Linked DNA regions of Mus musculus: region 2 is linked to region 1. Evidence: chromatin loops called from intact Hi-C (ENCODE). Cell type or tissue: left cerebral cortex. All regions are shown on one strand. Each heading gives the region's core, and the rest is flanking DNA. Links, peaks and the distances in the headings are about the cores only.

The links. Hi-C counts contacts between places; a loop is a spot of excess contacts. Peaks named below come from ENCODE experiments on the same cell type or tissue, not always from the same donor. Only the 100,000 strongest peaks of a DNase experiment are listed, where the experiment ranks them.
Region 2: a loop joins it to region 1, with 4 times the contacts of the local background. A loop is called at or near these places in 3 of 42 quality-filtered maps.

Annotation. Positions count from the first base shown.
Region 1 is chr12:85,369,851-85,378,183 of GRCm38, reverse strand. Tmed10 (transmembrane p24 trafficking protein 10) reads left to right here and starts at 3,467. Exons shown (of 5, transcript NM_026775.4): 1 at 3,467-3,743. The coding sequence starts at 3,519. In left cerebral cortex, for the core only: a CTCF peak has its summit at 3,506; DNase peaks (open chromatin) are centred at 3,182, 3,434 and 3,886; H3K4me3 peaks cover 2,445 bases; H3K27ac peaks cover 1,757 bases.
Region 2 is chr12:85,452,777-85,461,109 of GRCm38, reverse strand. Gm38543 (a long non-coding RNA gene) reads right to left here. Exons shown (of 3, transcript XR_001780659.2): 2 at 6,735-6,851; 3 at 3,962-5,887. Among named protein-coding and RNA genes, the nearest start is that of Gm38543, 4.9 kb to the right of the region's middle. RefSeq lists an enhancer at 4,821-6,710. In left cerebral cortex, for the core only: a CTCF peak has its summit at 5,143 (motif pointing right); a DNase peak (open chromatin) is centred at 5,731; H3K4me3 peaks cover 1,462 bases; H3K27ac peaks cover 1,770 bases.

The sequences.
Region 1 (8,333 bases), core at 24-8,023:
GGACTTATGGAAGAACAGTTAGTGCTCTTAACTGCTGAGCCATCTCTCCAGCCCTGGTCCCAGGAATCTTACTCAGGTTTTCAAGCTTGGCAACAAATACCACTTTAGCCTTGACTCTCTCACTGGCCCCTGGGATTCTGAATATTAAAAGATTCTAAACTCAGGCTACTCTGAACTGTTTCTCAACTCGGCCCTTTTGGGATTTTATGCCCTGGGCATTGTTCACTTACAGAATGCTGCTAAGTCAGTTTGACCAGAAATTCCCCTTATTTAAAATATTTCCTCTTAGTTTTCTACTTTGTGACTAAGCCCCCTCGTCCCCATACATTCCTACTTTTCCTTGTATTAGGAGTTGGAATGAAGCTCTCTTCCCTACTACACAATTTCATTATATCACTGTGATATATTTCAGTCTCCATAGTTCCCTTGAATAAAGTGTCACAGTGCTCTAAGCTAAGCAACACAAATGCCTTTTAAAATACTACCCAAGTTTCTTAGCATCTCATACCCTCAGTTTCCTTATCTGTGAAATGAAAATGTCTAAATTATCCTACAGGGCTTTGAAAATATCAGATGAGATCATGAAGGTATGTGAAATAGGCCTTGTCTGGTGGTGGATGCCTGCACTTAGCAGGCAGAGATAGAATCACCCAGAGTCCCAGGCCAGGCTGGGTCAAGAGAGCCTGTCTCAAAAGGAAAAAGGTCTATTGTATAAAAGGGAAGATGAGCAGGGCGGTGGTGGTGCACGCCTTTAATTCCAGCACTTGGGAGGCAGAGACAGGAGGATTTCTGAGTTCGAAGCCAGCCATTTCTATGGATGTCCTGGAACTACAAAGTGAGTTCCAGGACATCCATAGAAACCCTATCTCGAAAAACCAAAAAAAAAAAAAAAAAAAAAAAAAAACAAGGGAAGATGAAAGGGTAAGGAAAACATATGCACAGGTAATTGACAGGTTGTAAATCTCTGCTAATGGTCAGAAGATTCCTCAAACTTGAGTAAACAACGAATTAGAATAATTATATGGGGCTGGAGAGATGGCTCAGTGGTTAAGAGTACTGACTGTTCTTCCGGAGGTCCTGAGTTCAAATCCCAGCAACCACATGGTGGCTCACAATCAACTGTAATGGGCATCTGATGTCCTCTTCTGGTGTGTCTGAAGACAGCTAAAGTATACTCATGTAAATAAATAAATCTTAAAAAAAAGAATATGTTGATTCCCCTGCATTGCTGGGGAGAGGCTCTATGCAAATTATCAACTTATACTCAGTAGACTATCAATCTTAGATCAGGGATAAAACAATCAAACTGAATGTTCCTAAGTTGACCTCTCATAAAGTATTATATGGTATTTGCTATATTTTAAAATGCTTAACAACTCTATTATGTTTGCACTTGTTTTGTTTTCAGACTTCTGTTCCAGGAAAGGAACCAGGTAGACAGAAAGGAGTTATAAAAAATGAAAATGAAACAAAAGAACAACCATCTAAATTACTAAAGGCAGACAAGTCTTCTATTTTTGCTAGTGTTCAAGAGACATTGATTAAAACAGATTACAGTTACACGCATAGGCTACTGTTTATTCTTGGGTGTTGTAGTATCTGCTTTCTGAGACATGTACCCCAGGCTGGCTTGGAACTCACTATACAGTCCCAGCTGGCTTCCATCTCAAGGCCATCCTCTTCCCTCGGTCTTCCAAACCCTGCGATTACAGGCATGATATATTGAGCATGGTTCTTGGTATATTTTTTTTAGCTCCATAACACTTGTTATAGTTGCAACATAAAGATGCTAAACTTTTGTTTTGTTTTTGTTTTGTTTTGTTACAGACTCACTATGTAGTTCTGGCTGTCCTGGAACCCAATATGTAGACTAGGCTGGCCTCCATTCAAGGAGCTACATGTGTCTCTGTTTCCCAAGTGCTGGGACTAAAGGTTTGTGCCACTGTGCCAGGCACTAAATATTTCTTTAAATCGATAAATACTATATAGGAATTATTTTCTTAAGGAATATTTAGTTTGATTACTTTATCCCTGATTTAACATAAGATTGCTAAGTCTGTTGACTTATTTTATGGACATGAATTTTACCTGTGTGTTTGCTTTTTGGATTTTCAAGACAGAGTTTCTCTGTGTAGCCCTGGTGGGACTAAAGGTGTGTATTCCCATTGTTTGGTGCTCAGTTTATTGAGCAGAAAGGATGTACCTCAATAAACACATTAGACATAATGATTGTAGTCTCTCTAGCACGTAGTAGGTAATCAAGACTTACTAACGGATGGATGAACAATTCCTATACAAATCAGTTTACTACAAAAGAGCAGGGCAGTGGTGCATGCCTTTAAAACCAGCACTCAGAAGGCAGAGGCAGGTGAATCTCTGTGTGTTCGAGGCCAGCTTGGTCTCTAGAGTTCTAGGAGAGCCAGGGCTACACAAAGAACCCTGTCTCAAAAAACCAAACCACCGGGGCAGTGGTGGCACACGCCTTTAACCCCAATACTTGAGAGGCAGAGGCAGGTGGATTTCTGAGTTTAAGGCCAGCCTCGTCTACAGAGTGAGCTCCAGGGCAGCCAGGGCTATACAGAGAAACCCTATCTCGAAAAACAGAAACAAATAAAACAAAACACACACAAAAGAAAGAAAGAAAAGAAACAAACAAACAAACAAAAAAAATCCAAAGAAACAAACCAAACCAACAACAAAACCAAAAAGACCTATCGGAGGTACAGAACATGCTTTCGAAACACGCCGTTTCTTCCCCTTGACAACACTCATCTGGTAAAATAATATTTTATGCTCATCACTGACTGGACCAAAACAAAAATTTAAATGTTGGTTTGAGTGCAGTTTATCGCAGAAGACTATTGATGTGTCTTAAATAAATAAGTGCGTTGGGAACACCCAACTTGCATTAACTGGATACCTGCCAATCCACATTCACCCGCTGACCTCTACGCACTCTCCTCTGAGTTAGCAACCCACACTCACTAAAAGCCAAATTAAAATTTTCTCTTATGTTTTCCCTCTTCAGTGCTCCACTGTCCCAACACCCTTTGGAGTAAGCGTTAGGACACCGAAATTCCTCTGGTGCCTTAGCCCCGAGTCTACGCAGCTGGTGGGCGGGCTCAGAGAAGGCCTTGTGGCTGTTTCTTATTGGGGGCTGGTTGCTATGGTGTCGTCGATTTTAAAAACTCGCATGAACCGCTTCCGGGGGCTTAAAACAATTACTTCCGAGGCTGCCCATACTTACTATGGCTCACTCGGAAGTATTTCACCACCATTAAAAAATAAAACGTGTACGAAAAACTCCTGGGGACTTCTCTATAGACCCTTAAACTCGTAGTTATGACATACTACCAAATCTTTGCTTCCTCTTAGAAGTTATTTGCTTTACATTCCTTTTCTGTTTAGCCAATCTCCAAAATGGCGCGGACGGCCTCGCCAGGGCAGAGGCGCGTCACGTGGGTGCTCCCGGTTCCGGCGCGCTAGAGGCCCCGGGTGGTGAACGAGGCTCCGGCACCATGTCTGGTTTGTTTGGCCCACTCTCCCGGCCTGGCCCTCTCCCGTCCGCCTGGCTCTTTCTGTTGCTGCTCGGCCCCAGCTCGGTCCTCGGCATCTCCTTCCATCTGCCCGTGAACTCTCGCAAGTGTCTCCGAGAGGAGATCCACAAGGACCTGCTGGTGACGGGCGCCTACGAGATCACCGACCAGTCTGGGGGCGCTGGCGGCCTGCGCACCCACCTCAAGGTGCGGCGGCGGGGCGCGGCGGTGGGCGGCAGGAAGGCAGGCGTAGTCCGGGGAAGGCCGAGGTAGGGGGAGGCCGGCGGGCCGGCGAGCGGGCGGAGGCTGGGGCATGGCCTGGCCTCCCCCCAACCTCATCCCTGAACGCTAAGTCTGCGCGGTGGGGACCGCCCCTTCACCCCGCGCGTTGGGGTTCGCGGGGCGGGGCCGCGCGCCAAAGTCGGGGCCCTTGGAAGGGCAGAGTTCTGCCTTGGCGGACCTAGAGTCCGGAGACCTAGGGCTGTTTCCACTTCGGGCTGTCATCGGGGTTCTGTGTCTTGTGAAGTCTCAGGAATCGAGGAATTAACGTGATTTTCCTGAGCAATGTTTCGAGGATCAATGGGGGGTTGGCATCATAAGATACCTCAACACCTACCGAATAAAGCAGACAATAACGTTGGCTGTGACTGATAAAATGTGTTGTTCATTAGGCACCTGAAGCGTCACTTCCTGTGCCACTTAAAGTTGTGCGTTTAGTTCAAACACTACCCTATGGAACCATGGGCCTCGTTATATAGACTCAGAAACTGAGGCTCAAGTAGGGTGAACAATCGTTGGAGATGGATTTGACCAGCTAAGTGTATTGATGGAAAAGTGCTAAAACCTTCCTTTTGCTTATTTGTGATTCCTGGGATTTATTATTGATCACAAGATGGTCATAGTCTCTAGTCCCTTCTTTTAGTTACACCAGGGTCACCTAGATCCCTGTATGCTGACAGCTACTTTACTTAATGCCATTTGGTCCCAGTTTTCAGTGGAGTTTTGCTTGACTAGATTTTTGAGTTGTTAATAGTGGAGTTGGTTGTGTTCTGAATAGTTGTGTTCATTCACAATAAGCACTAGTTATTTTGTTGTTGTTTCTTTTTAACAGAAGGAAAACGTCACATTCTTAAGCCAAATAGAAACAGTTTATTTAAGTTTTTTTTTTTTTTTTTTTTTAATTTTGGCTGCATGTATGTATGTATACCTGGTGGGTGCCTAGAGCCCATGGAGGCCAGAAGAGGGCATCAAGTTTTCTAGATTGGACGTTCAAGATGGTTATGAGCCACCATATGGGTGCTGGGACCCCAGCTTGGGTCTTTTGAAAGTGGAACAAGTGATCTAACCCCCTGAGCATCTTAACAAGCTTCAGCTATATTGTTTATATTTAAAGTATTGGGCCACAGTAGTGATAATGTAACAGACTTTATTTGGGAGAGAAAAACTATTTTCAGGGTTATTGTTTTGTGTGCCATCTTTTTATTATCCCTTTAAATATTGAATTGTCAGCCAAGAAAGTGTTGGTAGTACATTTTAAAGATACAGATACAATGGTTGGGCTTTTTTTGGGGGGTGGGGGGGTTCAAGACAGGGTTTGTCTGTATAGTCCTGGATGTCCTAGAACTCACTTTGTAGACCACGCTGGCCTCGAACTCAGAAATCCACCTGCCTCTGCCCAGGATTTAAACCACGCCCGGCTTGGTTGGGCTTTGTTAATGCTGGCTCCAGAGTAGAAGTCGTGCCTAGAATCAAAGAATCTGAGCAGCCAAAGAGACCTTGCTCTTCAGTGTTGCGGTCTCTCCTGAGTCTGTGTTTGAAACCCTTCCAGGGTCCACTGTTGCCTGTCTGACCATCTGCCTTTGCCCACATGTGCTGTAGAACTCCTCATGGGATGTCTTGAAGCTTCATATGTTGCTAGTTTCTAATTTGTGTTCTAAATAGGGCCTCCCTGAACAGCGCTCGCTGTAGCTCGCCTGCTTATCCTTTGTCTCCCTTCTTAGCTCTTAGTAGTTTCCTAAGGGTAGGGGTTGTTTTCCTGTTCATATTTTCTAGAATGTTAAGGATAATGCCTTGCTTCTGGTAAGCATTCAGTGAAAACAGGAACATGGTCCAACCTTACGCTAGTGAACGCTGGGATGCTCACAGGCTGCTAAAGGGATGGCGCCAGCAGGAAGGAAGTTGTGCTCAACTCACTAGTATTTCACCAACACTCAGTTACCCTCCTTTCTCTGCTATGCCTCACCAGCTCAATTGGACTACTGGAATCTTAAATCCAAATGCCAAGTAGATAATATCTAGGAATGAATTGAGCTGGGCACTAAAAAAAAAAAAAAAAAAGACAACTGGGAAGCAGCTGTGGTTAGTGTGGTGTAACTGGCATGGTGGAGATTGTGAGCTCGAGTGAGCAGCACCCTCCCCTCTGTGGGTTTAGGCCTCACTGGAACCCCGTCCTCCTACCTCAGCCCTGCAAGTGCAGGGATTGTAGCTGTGTGCCAGTATACTCGCTCTTGATGAAACTCGCCGTGAAAACACATGGGCCCTTTTGTTTCATCTGGTTTTTCAAGTGAAATAAAAAGCACAGATTGTGATGTCAAAGTCCTGAGTTTTATCACCAACCCAAGTTGCTTTGGGCAGTGTTTTATTTTCATTGTTATGCAGAATATATCTATCTACTTGCATGTGTTACCCAGATTTTGCAACTATTCAGGATCCACACTTGTTTAATCTTCACCCCTTTCCCTGGATTATTTTCTGTTAAACTATCTCAATCCCAGGAAATCCCCAGTATTAGGATTTCAGTCCAGCTGACAGCAGCTTGGATCTCTTAAAAAATAGGAACATGTTACTGTGTTTTATGGCCATGTAACAACACCCTTTCAGAAATAGCAGTGAGCTCGGTGCAGTTGTGTGTGTCTGTAATCCTGAGGTGACTGAGATAGGAGGCTTAGCTGAGTCCAGGCTGAGCAACATAGTGAAAACCAGGTGAGGTGAGATCATTGAAGCCGAGAGGGTGAGAGCCATCTGGTTTAACATGTTCAGACCCTTCTCTCAAAACAAAACACATGAAATCCTGTAATGATTCCCTAAGGTCATGTGATACCCAGAACATATTAGGATATCACCACTCATGGACTGGTGGGATGCTTCAGGTAAAGACTCTAGTCTTTAAGCCTTAGTTCACAACTCCTGGGACCCACATGGTGGGTAGAGAGAATCAACTCTCAGACGTTATCTTGTAAACTTTCACATGTACACATGTGTATAACGTGCACACACAATAAATTATAACAAGAAAATTTTAAATTCCCCACTTGTTTGAAAAAGACTTATTTAAAATTAGTGTGTTGGGGCCAGAGAGGCTGCTTAGCATTAGAACAGGTCCTGCTCTAGCGGAGGACTTCAGGTTCCCATCACCTGCGACTTCAGGTTCCCATCACCTGCGACTTCAGGTTCCCATCACCTGCGACTTCAGGTTCCCATCACCTGCGTCGCTCTCCCCGTGGTTCCTGTAAGAGGAGTACGGCATAACTATGTAACCAGACTCAGTTTTATCTTTCTGCTCTGAATACTTGACAGATAGCTGGTGCTGTGCAGGACCTGGGCTGTAGCTTGTTGGTAGAGAGAGCGCTTCCCTCCTGTTCCAGACACTGGGTTTGACCCGAGTGCTGAGAGAAGAATGCTTACCTCAGGGATAGCGCTCTGCACTTCATGTGGGATCAAGGAACATGAGGGTGTTTTCCATGGCCCTCTGATCTGCTATAGATTCATAAGTTCAATGTATTTTAGGGTCAGCACGTTACCATAAATTGAAAGGCTAGAAAGATGGCACCAAATTTAATAGTCAGTGGATTACTATGTAGAGTGGAATTAGAGAAGATGAAGGCAGGCAGGGGATTTTTCAAGCCAAAAGAAGAGAAATTTATTTATTTATTTATTTATTTGGTTTTTGATTTTTCCCGCTCGCTCCAGGTCCCACTTGCCCTGGCCCATAGGTTCTTTGTTTCTTATTACGGATGGTTGTGAGCCACCATGTGGTTGCTGGGATTTAAATTTATGACCTCCAGAAGAGCAGTTGGTGCTCTTAACCGCCAAGCCATCTCACCAGCCCTGGCAAATATATCTTTGTGCCACATTCATGTCTGGTCCCCACAGAGGCCAGAAGACCTTGGATCCCCTGAGATTGCAATCACTAATGATTGCTGGCATTAAAGTGTGCTACCACTGAGAAGCTGAGATATTTATTATTATTACTATTACTAATTTTAAGGCAGGGTTTCATTCTGTAGCCCTGGCTGTCCTGGAACTCAATGTGTAGACCAGGCTGGCCTCACACTCAAAGATCTGTTTGCTTCTGTCTCCTGACTGCTGGGGTTAATTAAAAAAAAAAAACAAAAAACAAAACAAAAACCAGCCTTTGTAGAACAAGCTGCCCTCAGCCGCTCACGTGCTGTGGCTGTAAGGTGTGCAGCACCGTTGTCTGCACAGACACTGCCTGCTGATCGGTGGAGCATTTATTTTGAAATGGAGAGATTTTTTTGTTGTTGTTGTTTTGTTTTTTGAGACAAGGTCTCTCTGTATAGCCCTGGCTGTCCTGGAACTCACTCTGTAGACCAGGCTGGCCTCGAACTCAGAAATCCGCCTGCCTCTGCCTCCCGAGTGCTGGGATTAAAGGTGTGGCCACCACGCCCAGCGAGAAAGTATTTTTATTGTACTATGACTATCAATACAGTCGTTTGTATTTTATCTGTATGACAAGATGTTGCTGTTTTTCTGTGATTTTAAAAAAGACCATTTGAT
Region 2 (8,333 bases), core at 203-8,202, 83 kb before region 1:
TGCTGCTTTTTCCAGAGTATATGAGGTCCCCAACACCCACATTAGGAGGATCACAACAGCCTGTAACCCCAGCTTCAGGGGATCCAACACCCTCTTCTGGTCTCCTTGGGCACCTGTATATACATGGCACACACACACACAGGTACAAAAATAAACATTTTGGAAACTCTTTGAGTCGGTGGAAATGCTATTCATGAGCTTGTGATCACTGAACGCTTGCTCTGAGCACATGGTACGACAGTTCTCCGGATTATTTTACTCAGTTCAGTGATGGGCTTCGTTAGCCGTGTTGTTTGGGCTGCTCAACGTGTTCAATCATTTTGTTGGCTAAGACAAAAATCAATGTGAAACCCACCGTGGCTCAAACTCAGTCATCCTACCTGAGCCTCTGGAGCCCTGGCATTGCAGGCTCGTATCACCACCCTTCGCTCAGGTCCATCCCTGGCTTGTTTTTTTTTTTAGTACTGATGTTATAATTGCCAAACCCACAGCAGATAATTGGTCTAAACAGTCTCCTCTTCTCCCGGTTGTAGTGGAAGAAGTGCCCTTGTGACCTAAGAGAATTTGTTTCCCTTAGGTGCCTACCAGGGAGAGTCTGATAAGAGAAAGTCAGGCTCATGGGCCTTAATTATATTTACATTACAGAGAGCTAAATTATAGCCTCGTCTTCTAGATACACTTAGCAACACCTATAATAACACATATTTATAATTATGCATGTTTATTTACAAAGAAATTGGTCTAATATCAAAAAGATAAGCTCCACACAGAGATTTTTGTAGGGTTTAGTTTGCGTGTTTGTTTTAGGGCACCTGGGATTGACTCCAGGGCCTCTTACACGCCAGACAAGCACTCCATAGAGTTATATCTATCTTCGTGTGTGTGTGTGTGTGTGTGTGTGTGTGTGTGTGTGTGTGTGTTGGGGGGCATGGTGTTTTGTTTTGTTTTGTTTTTCTGGTTTCAGTGAGTTCATATGCAATCACAGACCCTGTAAAATGCTTCCACTTCTAAGAAAGAAAACTAGAAGCAGGGAAACTGGGCTGAGCTTTCTCAAGGTGCTGGTTAAACTGGCTCTGCCGGTATCTGTGCTCTGTCCTGGGACACTAGGTAGAAGACAGGCTTGTTCCCTATTCTGGGAGCTCTGCCCGTTCCTGTTGTTTAGCTTCATCAGATCTGGCTAAGCCACACATAGTACAATCAGTTATCCCACCTCCCAGAGGTTAGACCCTCAGATCCGTCTGCCCCCACAGTGGAAATAACTCCAAGAGAATCAGTCACAATATTGCGTTCTTGTGCTGTGAGACATGGAGAGATCAACACTCCTCTTCTCACCCTAACTACGGAGCCCACCACAGACCAGAGTATGGGGACCACCCAAGTCCAGCTTGGTGAGCCAGTGAGTTGTGTTGGGGTTATTTACAGGAATATAGGTGAGAGGTTACTCGCAGGAGCAGCAATGACTCAAAGACAGCTGCATCACCAAAGCCCACCCCAGCACAGGTGACAGGTCACAGAAGCTGGGAACCTGCACTGCGTAGCCTGCAGGCAGCTCAGCAGGTTTGAGAGTGTCCTTTTCAAGTGGAGATGACTGGTTTCGGTTTCTTCCCAGCAACTGGTCAGGGAGACCAGTTTGCTTGCTTGCTTGTTTGTTTGTTTGTTTTTCAAGACAGGGTTTCTCTGTGTAGCCCTGACTGTCCCCGAAATTTGCTCCATAGACCAGGGTGGCCTTGAACTTTGCCTGCCTCTGGGGTGCTGGGATTAATGCATATGCCACCAACACCTGGCTTCTCAGAGTGTTGTTTGTTGTTGTTGTTTGTTTGTTTATTTGTTTGCAGCTTTTCTCCTTTCAGCCTCTTCTTTGCAGCTCAGTTTGTCTTTTTGGAAGTTCTCTTCCACTAGTCTCAGAGGGACTTGCACTTTTATCACTTCCTCTGGCAGGGAGGGGCCTGGTGACTCTGGTGAGTTTCAGGGACTTCCTGAAGCTATTTCTAGTTGTTCAGTTTTCTGCTTAAGGAGCCTCTGTGCAGGAAGCAATGTTTCGCTTTTGGAGGAAACTGCATCCTGATGACAGGAAACTGTCCTAGTAGGGCTATTGGTGATCCAAAGATTCTAGTACATGAAAGGGATTGGGTTTGTTTAGGGGATAGAGTCTCACTGTGCAGCCCAGGCTGGCCACAAACTCACAGAGGTCCTACTGCCTCACCCTGCCCGAGCTGGGATTGAAGGTACACTCCAAGAAGTAGTTTGGCCCTCTTCATTTGTTTGTTTGTTTGTTTGTTTATTACTTTTGAAACAGGGTCTCACACTGTTGCCTGGAGTCAGCCATCCTAGGCCTCTTGGCCTCCCCAGGGCTGGGACTCCAGGTATGAACCACCATGGGAGGCCATACAGTTCTCGAGTTGAACTTTTCACTTCTCTTTGCTTCTCATCTTTGTGAGCCCCATGGACACCAGAGTCAAACAGTCAGGAGAAAGATGGGAAAGTAAGGTTGGAGCGGGAGTGTTCACGGAGCAGCGTACGTTCTACTTTGAAGAGTTGTTCTTTAATATTATTTAACTGTTTTCGTCCTTATATACAGGGTCTCATATATCCCAGAATGGCCTCAAACTCACCACGTAACGTAGGATGACCTGACATTTCTGATCTTACTTCTCATCTCTTGAATGCTAGGATTATCGGTGTGCACCACCCCGTCCAGTTTATGCAGTACTGCTAGGGCTCCGTGCATGCTATGCAGTCCACACCTTCTACCAAATGAGTTACATGCCTAGACCCTAGCCTTGAACATTTACAAAATATTTTAAACTTGAAAATTATCCTGCTTCATGGTTTCAACCACCCCCATAAGAATTACTAGGGGGACTCATCAGGTCCGAGGGACATGTGGGGCTGACAGTGACGAATCTACTTTTATATCTGAGAAAAGTCATCACTGAAAAGCACCAGCAGTGGGGTCTCTTTCCATCCTGGCTGCAATGCGGAAGAGGTTCAAGGTACACGCATGTTTCAGGTCAGGCAGGTCATGCTTCCCAGGGTCTCACGCTGACCTTGGACAAAACCTTTACTCTGGAAACCTGGCGGGGAGAGGCTCCATTCAGCACTGGGACAGAGAGGTGTTGTGGGAGAGCGAGCCCAATCATAACAGCCAGCACTTGGTACTTCCACAGTGCTAACAAAGAATCACTCCATCTATACAGCCCTCCTCAGTCAAAGCAAACACAGGGGGTGCCCACATCCCATGGTACAGAGCAGGAAATACACCGGGGAAATTAATTGTCCTGTGGTTTAAGAAAGTCAGCAGCATGGAAGGTCACCACAGTCCTTTTGTTGAATTGAAAAAGGAAAGAAAACTCAGCAATTGGGGGTTGGAGAGATGGCTCAGTAGTTAAGAGTGAGTGCTGCCCTTGCAGAGGACCCTCCACGCACATCTGCATAGACTCACACACACACACACACACACACACACACACACACACACACACACACAGACACACAATACCAAAACCCAAAGCTTACAATGAAAAGGTAGCACAACCAAAATGCAGAGTAGGAAGAGAAAGAGTTTATGTTAGTGTGTGTCTGTGCGTGTGTGTGTGTCTGTGTGTGTGCTCGCGCATGAGCACATACTCTTACAATACCATTAAGCTGTAATCAACGGAGGACGTGCTGAAATGGAGACTCTTTGGGCCACATATGCCCATGTCATGTTTGGATCTAACAAAAAGAGGACTCAGGCGTAGAAGCTTGACTATAATGAATGACCTTGGAAAGGGTCGTAAATCTGCTTCCTGCGCTCGAGTTAAATCTAGGCACTCAGAGACCACGTGCCACCACCCTCCTCCCCCAGGTTCTCATCTAACATGGAGAACACCCTCACCACTTCCACCTCTTCAGGTCATCTTTAGTATGCAGTGTAAATTCCACCCCATGACTCCCCCCCTTGGCATAACCCAGATATTTTGTCTCTTAGAAACCACAGCATTCTGTATTCCTGGAAATGTAGAAAGGAGCAATAGCATTAGAAAGCAATGGATGATGGTCGAGAAACGATCTTATCTCAGACTTTCAAATACCCGCTGGCAGAGTCAAGACAGGAGGGAGACTTGCCGGGCTCTCTAATACATTTACTGGGTAAATAGTAAACGCTTGCAGTTCCTGACTTAATCAGAATGAAGTTCATTAGGATAAAGAGCTGTGCCCTTTAGTCCTCTTTGCATTAAGCAAGTTCCTAATTTCATTTCATTTCACTCACATCTCTGAAGGGAATTACAGGCTGTAAGGCAGGCCAAGAAGGGGGCAAAGGGAAATTAGCAAAGATATTCACCAGGGCAGATGAAAGGGAGAGGAGGTGGTGGGTTCCCATTAGAGCCAAGGGACTGATGCTCCCTGACCATCCCAAGACTAGGCCAGCCATTTAACTTCTTGTTTTTAACTTTGTACTGTGTCAGTCTCTCTCCCTGGGTTTTGAAAACATGTTATCAGGTCATCGAAACCTTTTATGAAACATCTCAGACTTGTATGTGCACGAGCTGGTGAGTGCAGTCTATCTGACTCTGGAACTGAAGATTTTAAGGCTTTTTTTTTTTTTTAATAGCAGGATTTGCCTGAAAGCCCCGAGGAGAGATTGTTATCTCTAGACAGATGCTAACTTGGTTTCACTGATGGAAGTCCAGGGTAAAGTTAAAACTGCTTCCAGTTTTAACGAAGCTGGGAATGTGTGGCTCTGGTAGCATGCTCACCTAATATGCCCAAGGCCCTGGACCTTGGCTTCAATGCTCAACTGAGGGAGGCAGGTAGAAAAGTTTCTGTGGATTATGTCTTGGAATGTTAACTCCATCGGTATGGTAGTATTATTTATCAAATATCTGGCATTTTAATATGTAAAAAGTGACTGTGTAGCTCTTTCTTCAGTTTGGTTTTAGTTCATTTGGAGAAATCAAGGGTACATCACTACATCCCACCCCATTTGCCACTGCAGGCTGCTACCAGACAGAGAGAAAAATAATAAAAGTCCTTAACCCGAAGTATCCACCCAAGGTCATTTGGAATTTTTTTTGATGTACGCCGGCTAGAAGAAATCTGGGCATCTCGGTGGGAAATGTGGGTAAATGATGTCATTGCACAGAATTAGGACCAGACGGAGGAAATGGAGCCAGATCCTGCAGGGGGTAGCACTGAATCCAGGAATTGGGTATGAACGGCTCCGACTGCTTTTGAGAGCATGAAAAGCATTAACTGGGAAGCCAACCCATTTCTAGGACTTGGCTGAGAAGATAATGGCATTGCTGAGCGGAGATGCGGGCTGGGAGCCGACGTCCTGACACTAAAATACCGAGCTGTAACAGACACTGAGAACGAGGAGCAAGACTCCCACAGGAGACTTGGTGTGACTATGGAGCGATGTCATCTGTGGGGCTATAATCAGTAGGAGCAGAGCTGCACGTTGAGCACGTTTTCTCCTGGATCTGGTTCTTGGCGAGGGATCCAGACCGCAGCCTCCAAGATCTGTTACAGAAATAAACAGCTGGGAGACAACAACCAAAACAGCAACACGGGCAGAGCGGGCGGGAGCCGAAGCTCCGCCCCTGCTAGCCTCCGACCAATCAGAAGCCTGTTGCCGGGGTCCTGTGTTGGGCAGCCTGACGTTCCCATAGAGACCAAAGAACATTACACACTAAACACTGGGGGCGTTGACGTCTATGCGTTTTAGCCATGGAGACGACAGAGCAAACGTCATCCCTCCCTCCTCCTCCTCCTCCTCGCCTCCCCGCCCTCCCTCTGCGCCAGGGGCGGAGGAGCGTCGCCATCACGTGTTGTCAGCTGGGCTGGAGGTCTGGTGGGCGGGGCCTGTTGTCATGACTGCCGAGGCTGCTGTTGTTGTTTGGAGCTGTAATTAGAAAGTGCTGAGGCGGCAGTGGAGCCAGAACAGATTCTGGAACAGTGTCTACCGCCCCCGGGCCAGCGAGGGTTCCCCAGCCCTGGGAAATCCAGGACACCCCCTAGGCTGTCCCAGCACGCCTCAGCCTCATGTCCTGAGCCAAGATCTGTCTGTGAGCCTGGGACTCCAGACTGAGGCCAAACCTAGACCACTCCCTCCACCCTCAGTGGACCATAACTGTCTGGGTGACCTCCCTAACCACTTCTCCTCAGACAGTAGACCACAGAACAGCCACTAACCAAACTACCTTGCCCAGGAGGCTAAAATCAAACCCAGCTTAGAGAACTCCCACTGTTGGAATTAACCCCAGAGTCAAGGAAAATCAGGAGAGGAAAAGTTTAAATTTTGCCTTTCGTATAGCAGAACTCGAGGCATTCATTCCGTGGAACTCTGGTTGAAGGCCTGGGGGAAGGGATGCCTAAATGACCCCCCTTGAAGGGAGAGGACACTCAGAAGTCCCCGAGAACTGTGATTTGCAAAGTCGAGAGAGTCCTGAAATGTTTAGTTCAACAACTGAAGCTGAATTCTGTCTTAAGGAGACAAGCCAGCTAAACATGAGGAGTGTTTGTACTCTTGCTCTCTTCTTTTCCCTTGACCCAGCTCTGGAAACAGTTGCAGAAAGATTGAAGCAACAAAGAACAGAAAGAAACAGAGTCGACCCTCTTAAGGCAACCCCCAAACAGAACGCAAGTTCTGGGTGATAAGACATGGCTGAAGTGCTCAGGACTATACATAATCACCATCTTGATTTAAATTTGGGTGCCTTATGGGGCCGGGGAGTCAGAAGATTACTCACTTGCATTCAAAGCAATCGTTGTAGGGCATTGGGTGCGCGCGCCTGGAATCCCAGCGTGTAAACGGAGCAGGCACATTTCCCAGTCCAAAGATCCCTGGCCATACAGCAAGACTCAAACTCAAAACAGCACCCAAAATGTAAGCAGATGGGTGAGTATAAGAGAGTGTGCTTTAGAGACTGAAGGCATAAAGAAGGAATTCGAGGAAAATGAGTGGCTTCGGAAATGGCCTGGTATTCTTCGGTTCCTCTGCCAACACATATCCCTACGCCTTCTCCATCTTTGACCTATCAGCACCTCAGGGTTTCCTGTTACCCCGCAATAGCCCTTCACTGAGCGTCCGATAGACGTTTAAGCACCTAGCCACAAAGGGAGCTCACCCCCCATCCTCACCATGCAGTGGACAGTGCTGCTTCCCATCCTCTTGCTCCATCCTCTGACCCACCTCTTTCTCACTTCCTTGGCACCCTTCTCTAGACAGCTCTCTTTCCCTTCCCTTCCCTCCCTACTCTATTGCTCTCTCCAGGTCTCTATTCATCAACCAGCACTCTCTAAACCTTTGTCCTATCTTCCCATCTCCAAGAACATTTTTTTAAAAAAGGTCTCTGCTTTTAATTCAACACGGCAGCATTTTGGAACTCTTGTCCCGCTCCAAACAGAGGGAACGTATAGTGAATGGAACAAACGTCCTCTTACACATAAACCCCCAGACAATACCAAGATACAGCCAGGTGAGGGCTGTTTCTTACAGGAGTCTAGGTCAGGCAGCAACTGCCCATTCTGTCATTCTCAGGGACGCGATGGTCATTTCTACTTTATCCAGCCAGGGATCAGGCTAGACCGACCTCCCTGAGCATCATTTGCCGCCTTGCCTTCCTAGAACATAAGGCAGAAGCAAGACAGAATGGCAAGTTCAGGTCTGTGGAAAGGCCTGGCTTGGAGGTAGATTTGATTGAGTTTCTTGTTCCGTGTGAGAAAGAACACATGAGAATCCCCTGTAGGCAACAACAACAACAAAAACATCTTGCAATCCTTATTATTATCATCGCAAGAAAATCGTGGCTAGGTTAGAATAACAGTTTCCAGCTGGGCAGTAGTTGCGCACGCCTTTAATCCCAGCACTTGGGAGGCAGAGGCAGACAGATTTCTGAGTTCCAGGTCAGCCTGGTCTAGAGAGCAAGTTCCAGGATAGCCAGAGGTACACAGAGAAACTCTGTCTCGAAAAACAAAACCAAAACCAAAACCAACCAAACAAAAAAGAATAATAGTTTCCCGAAAGATTATCTCTCAAAAGCTCTCCTCTAATTCTTCATGCTAAGCAAAACACCAACAAGAAGAGAGAAGATATAGCTATAGGATAGTGTATTCTGTTGTCACATTGTATCCCTCTGACTTTGCTGAGGAGACCCTTTGTTGTCTGCTTTGACAGTGGAAGAAACTGAGGTTCAGGTAGTTAAGCAGCATGCCAAGGATGCAGTATTTGCAAAGAATCAGGCTGCTGGCCTGATGTTCTTTTTCAGACCCTTTGCCCATCCCCCACCCTGACCACGTAGTGGCCAGTGCTCCCTCCCAGATCATTCCTTCTCTACCTGCGTTCCTCC